2 separate regions of the Homo sapiens genome follow, and region 1 is linked to region 2. The links are chromatin loops, found by intact Hi-C in ENCODE. Cell type or tissue: PC-3. All regions are shown on one strand. Links, peaks and the distances in the headings refer to the core of each region. The heading gives the core; the rest is flanking DNA.

Region 1 (2,916 bases), core at 254-2,753, 55 kb before region 2:
CCAGGGATACCCCACCTCTCCACACCCACTCCTGTCAGCAGAGAGTATGCTCTCTTCTCTTGATACCAATGCTCCTCTTCCAAGCAGCCTTCTCAGATCTTTCCCTTAAGACATTCAGCTGCATATGGAACAACCATATTTTCTTTCCACAAATATCTTTCCTTTCTTGTAAAATGCATTTACTCCAGCTCTCTTTAGTCACAGATTGGTTTAAAGCTTTATTGTATTATTTGTATATCCTTTACTGGTATGTCAAGATATCCACCTAAGATTTTGTTTCTGGTTCTTAGGAGATTGGGCCTACCTGTGGATGCCTTTGTACAGAACTAGAAGAGGACTGAAGGATAATTTAATTCAGCCTTCTCATTTTCCAGGTAAAGAAATGGAGGTCCATAGAGGAGAAGTGATTTTTCCAGAGTCACAAAACTGAGTGTCAAAGAGGGATGCAAGTTCAGGTTCCTGTCTCTTAATTCAATATTCCTGCTACTACATCAGCATTTCTCAAACTGAATTTAATGGAATGCTAATGTCCCAAGAACGAATAAGAGGTTTTCCTTTAAAAGTGGCTTCCATGGTCTAATAATTTGGAAAATATTGCAAATGATGTCTCCCTCTTGAGATTTCAAATGAATATTAATATGTTAAAGGTTCTGAGAAGCCCTGCTGCTTAAGATTTTAATTTTGTCTCATTCACTGTCTCCTAAAATGACCTGATTCAATGCTTTTTCAAGAAACCCTTATTAACATTAGGTGAAACCTCAGTGCTTTGAGGATTACACAGTTTAGGAAACAGCACTCCCTTAAACACAACAAGGAGGAGGGGCTGAGTTGGGTTCCTTCTTTTTAAAAATCATTGAGAAGGAATAAGCTGAGCACACATACACGCGCAAGAGGCTGCCTCCTCTTCTGTGAGGGAAAATGGGGAGCAGGGCTTGATGAAATCCCAAGAGTAAAAATGATCCACCAAAGGCTTAATGAAAGGAGATGGTTTGGGTTCAGAACTAAGTTCTTCCAATGGTGGTAAGGGAGAGAAAATGTATTGTTATTCTTACAAGATGTCTGGAAAAGGGTACTTCAAACCTTTTAGTTAAAAGATGGAAGCATTGGGCTGGGCGCAATGGCTCACACCTGTATTCCCAGCACTTTGGGAGGCCAAGGGGGGCAATCACCTGAGGTCAGGAGTTCAAGACCAGCCTGGCCAACATGGCAAAACCCCGTCTCTACTAAAAACAAAAATTAACCAGGCATGGTGGCGCACACCTGTAGTCCCACCTATTTGGGAGGCTGAGGCAGGAGAATCACTGGAACCCAGGAGGTGGAGGTTACAGTGAGCCGAGATCGCACCATTGCACTCCAGCCTGGTTGACAGAGCGAGACTCTGTCTCAAATAAATAAATAAATAAATAAGTAAATAAATAAATAAAGATGGAAGCATCAGCATTCTCCATAGCAAAAATCAGTAAGCTCCCATCCTAAGAGAGGAGAGCCTCACATATAGCAGGTGTTCAATAAATATTTGTCAAATGAATGAATCAGTGAAGCAAGCTGATTTGCCTCAAGCAATGGAGAGGGCCCAAGTCAAATGAATTGGAAGTCACTGCTAGTCTTCTGCACCTCCAGGGAGGGTTAACGTTCTATGGGAAGAAAGAGTAGGAATATATGACCAGAGAGCCCTAACCTTTGGCTCTCTAATTTTCCACAGGGCCTGAGGGATTTTTCTGGCAAACCCCAGCAATGGACCTGAGTATAGTTGGTGGAGGGAATGAGTCAGGTTGAGCTGTTTGTTTGTTCTCCAGGGCAGGGTCATGCAAGAGTCAATAAACACACTGGAGCCTCTTTGACTGGAGCTTGGAGCAAGAGATCGGCTTGTTTGTTCTAGAGAATTTGAACTTGGGTCAAAATGGCTCTCAAGGCCTCCCTTCCCCGAGGTAGAGGCCTCCAGGCAGCAACTGAGGTTATCCATTGGGCAGCCAGGTGCTCTACCTAACAATGCATTACACATAGGAAGGTCCCTCCACCAAGCTAGTTTTTTATTTTATAACCTGCAGTGGACACACCAATCTGCCACCTACTAGTTATGGGATGTCTTATTATTTAATACAGGCCACAAAATTGGTAATAGCATCAAGATCAGGCAAGGGCATAACCAAGTTGGTTCATAGGGTTACAGAATCCCAGGACTGGAAATAACCATAAGAAGGAATTTCAAATAGGTGCCAACTGCCTCTAAATGGGATCAGCATTCCCACTACCCCTAAGTTGACAGTCTTCTTTTCTTTCCTGAAATGCAGAGGTCATTTGAACTTTCTCAGACTATCCCAGGTCTAGCTCTAGTCAGGCAGCAGTATAAGCTCCCCGTGTGTGTTCTGAGGGGCCTTCCCCTTAAGAAGTTCCTCATCTAAGTAAATTGACAGAACACAAATATCTAAAAAATGACTTCAGAGGCCGGGCACAGTGGCTCACACCTGTAATCCCAGCACTTTCAGCGGCCAAGACAGGCGGATCACCTGAGGTGGGGAATTCTAGACCAGCCTGAACAACATGGAGAAACCTCGTCTCTACTAAAAATACAAAATTAGCCGGGCATGGTGGTGCATGCCTGTAATCCCAGCTACTCAGGAGACTGAGGCAGGAGAATTGCTTGAACCTGGGAGGAGGAGGTTGCGGTGAGCCGAGATTGCACCATTGCACTCCAGCCTGGGCAACAAGAGTGAAACTCTGTCTCAAAAAAAAAAAAAAAAGACTTCAAAATGCTTATTAAGCAATAAAGCAGCAGCAAGTATAAACCAACAATGGGGCTGAAAAGATGCAGAGTCAAGAAATATTCCAAGTAAGAAGGGGTTATTTTGGGAAGGTTTCCTGCAAGAGGGAGTGTGGAATTGGGTTGGAGAGGAAGCAAGGAGCAGAAGGGAGAGA
Region 2 (2,916 bases), core at 324-2,823:
CCAGAAATCAATTTTCACTGTGGCATTCTTAGGATTCAAATGGGGGCTAGGAGAGGGAAGTATGGTCAAATCTGGGAACCTAAATGACTAATTTTTCTCAGTAAGCAAACAGGCCAGGTACTCTAGGATTCTGTGTGTTATTTTTCCTTCCATCTGAGGACCACCTTGTTCATCCCCCTGTCTCTACACAGTATGAACACCACCACCACTCGCCCTGGGTAAACAGAAACTCCGTGGCTTCCCTCAGGCCATAGTCCCTCCCTCATATTCCCTTCTCGGTGGTCTCATTAAAGAAGTCTTGGGTTACCCTTTTCAGCCCAAAGATTTATAATAAAAATGAAACTAGGATTTAGGAGAAGGCTGCTCTTCTCTCTCTCTTCAGGTAGAAAAATAATGGACCTACATGGCAGTGAAAGTTTTAGGTCATTCATTCATTCATTCAATAAGTATTAAGCACCTACTATATGCCAGTCGCTGTGCTTGGTGCTAAGAACACAACAGGCAGGGGAAAGACATGTTCCCTGTCTACGTGGCACTGTCTTTAAAAATGTTCTTATCTAATCCAAAAGTGCCAGAAACGCCTAATCTGAATCTAATGATGAAAATAATCCGTCAAATTTAGACCCAGTGACTTTCTACAAAACAACTGACCAGTACTCTTCAAAACTGTGAATGCTATGAACAACAGGCTAAGGAATGATTCCAGATTAAAGGAGAATAAAGAGGCATGATAACAAAATACAGTGCATAAACTTCAATTGGATCAGGGCTAGGGAGAAACATTTCACTATAAAACAAATTATTCAGCTAGCGCAGTGGCTCACACCTGTAATCCTAGCACTTTGTGAGGCCAAGGAGGGCAGATCACTTGAGCCCAGGAGTCTGAGACCAGCCTAGGCAAGATGGTGAAACCCTGCCTCTATAAAAAAAAAAAAAAAATTAGTCTGGCATGGTGGCATGTGCCAGTAGTCCCAGTTGCTTGGGAGGCTGAGGCAGGAGGTTCACCAGAGCCCAGGAGGTAGAGGCTGCAGTGAGCTGTGATCATGCCACTTGCACTCCAGCCTGGGCAATAGAGTGACACCCTGTCTCAAAAAAAAATCAGTGGACAATTAGCAAAATTTGAATAGGCACTGCTTTACATATGTGTGTATATATACACACATATATATATATGAGAGAGAAGGGGAGAGCACACAAATGTGGCAAAATATTAGCAATTTGTCAATCTTGGTGAAAAATGAATGGGTATTAATTACACTATTTTACAACTTTTCTGTAGGTTAATATTTTTCAAATTAAAAGGTTGGGAGGAAAACAAGAATATTCCAACAGTAAAGGTTATGGATTTTTCTTCTCTGAATAATCTTATAAACAAACTTGCCATCATTTTTTTATTGGAAGGAAATCCTATCCAGATGATCTAGCCCTGAATCAAGAACTCTAGATCAGAGAGGTGGGTGGGAAGATAGAACTCCTTTGTCTCTGATTTACAACCAAAATTGTCAGCAAGTAAAAATGCCTGGAATGAAACCACAACCTTGACTCATGTTAGTATGGTTATAAAAAGTACATACTGTTATTGCCATTTTGTGGGACTAACACAAATTAATAAATCAGAGCTCTAGGCTTGAATGCTAAGAAGCATTGGGGAAGATGTGCAGAGGCTGGAGACAGAGCAAAATATCTGTCAAATGGCATGCCAGGGATAGAATTATGTGCAAGAATTAGAGTTACGTGGAAAGAGGGGTGAAAGGAACCAGAATGTGTTGAGCTGCAAGCAAGGTTCATATGCTATTTCATTTAACCCCTATTTACTCCATGACAGAAGTATTATTCTTTGATCTTGAAGATGAAGAGAGGTTAAATAACTTTTTCAAGATCATATAGCCAGTAAAAAGAAGAGTTAGAATTTGAACATGGTTCTTCATGAAGTCAAAGCCCATGTTCTTCCTACTGTGGCACCCAGTCTCCACAAAGAACAAGGAGTCTAAGGGCATGGCTATTAAAAGAGGATTTGAACCAGTTCTTACCCTTATGCCCAGGTCATCCCCTGCCAATGTCTTCTCTTTCCTCCCACATAGACACTGATAGGCCAGAGCTGGAAGCAGAGAAATCATTAAATCTGAAAGTTCCATCTTAACCATTTCCTGCTAAAATTCTAATCCAATCAGGTGCCAAAATTCTCCAGACAATCTTTTTAGATGCCAAGAAAGGAGATTCCAAAGCATCCCTGTAACTATTCCAATAGTTCATAGACACAATTTTACATCTAATTATAATTCCTACTCCCACAACTTTAACCCATTGGCTTTTGCTTGATTTTTAGTGGAAAATACAGGATAAAAGATCTCTAGATGCCAAACATAAGTAACCCCTCTGAGACTTCTTCCATCACACTGTTCTTTCATCATATTCCAAATCTTGTCTACTCACTACCTCATTCTTGAGAGGAAAAAAACCATCTTCAGTGCAGGTTAGGAAGTGCTAGAGAAGGAAATGAAAGCTTGATTTTCACTGGCCAAAGGAAAATGGGGTGGTGGGAAGGGAAGCGGGTATTTTTTTTTTATGGTAGCCCAATGGCAGGAAAATGGTTGCAATTTCCCTGACAATCTACATACCTCCAGATTTGGCCTTCCCAAACCTCAGCAGTCACCTAAGGATTCCAGATGCTACCAGCACACACCGTTAGGAAACATCTGTCACGAAGAACAGCCCCAACTGGGACAAAGGAGAGTAGGAAGGCAGACGGTGCCAGTTTAATGAGGATGGTTTAACAAAACATCTTTTAAGCTTTCTAATTCACTTGGCCATTTGCTCCCCAGACTTGGCTGCCAATCAGAAGCAGACTGTGGGGGGATGCTTGCCAGAGAATGGCAATCCCTGATCCTTAACTCAGGAGAACCCAGTACCAGAAAA

What was found. Hi-C counts contacts between places; a loop is a spot of excess contacts. Peaks named below come from ENCODE experiments on the same cell type or tissue, not always from the same donor. Only the 100,000 strongest peaks of a DNase experiment are listed, where the experiment ranks them.
Region 1: a loop joins it to region 2, with 7 times the contacts of the local background. A loop is called at or near these places in 3 of 110 quality-filtered maps.

Annotation. Positions count from the first base shown.
Region 1 is chr12:53,824,371-53,827,286 of GRCh38, reverse strand. All of the region lies in intron 1 of LOC105378250 (a long non-coding RNA gene), which reads right to left. Among named protein-coding and RNA genes, the nearest start is that of CISTR, 74 kb to the right of the region's middle. In PC-3, for the core only: no CTCF peak of the experiment used is centred there; a DNase peak (open chromatin) is centred at 1,676; H3K27ac peaks cover 2,500 bases.
Region 2 is chr12:53,769,079-53,771,994 of GRCh38, reverse strand. All of the region lies in intron 1 of LOC105378250 (a long non-coding RNA gene), which reads right to left. Among named protein-coding and RNA genes, the nearest start is that of CISTR, 19 kb to the right of the region's middle. In PC-3, for the core only: no CTCF peak of the experiment used is centred there; a DNase peak (open chromatin) is centred at 1,504; H3K27ac peaks cover 2,319 bases.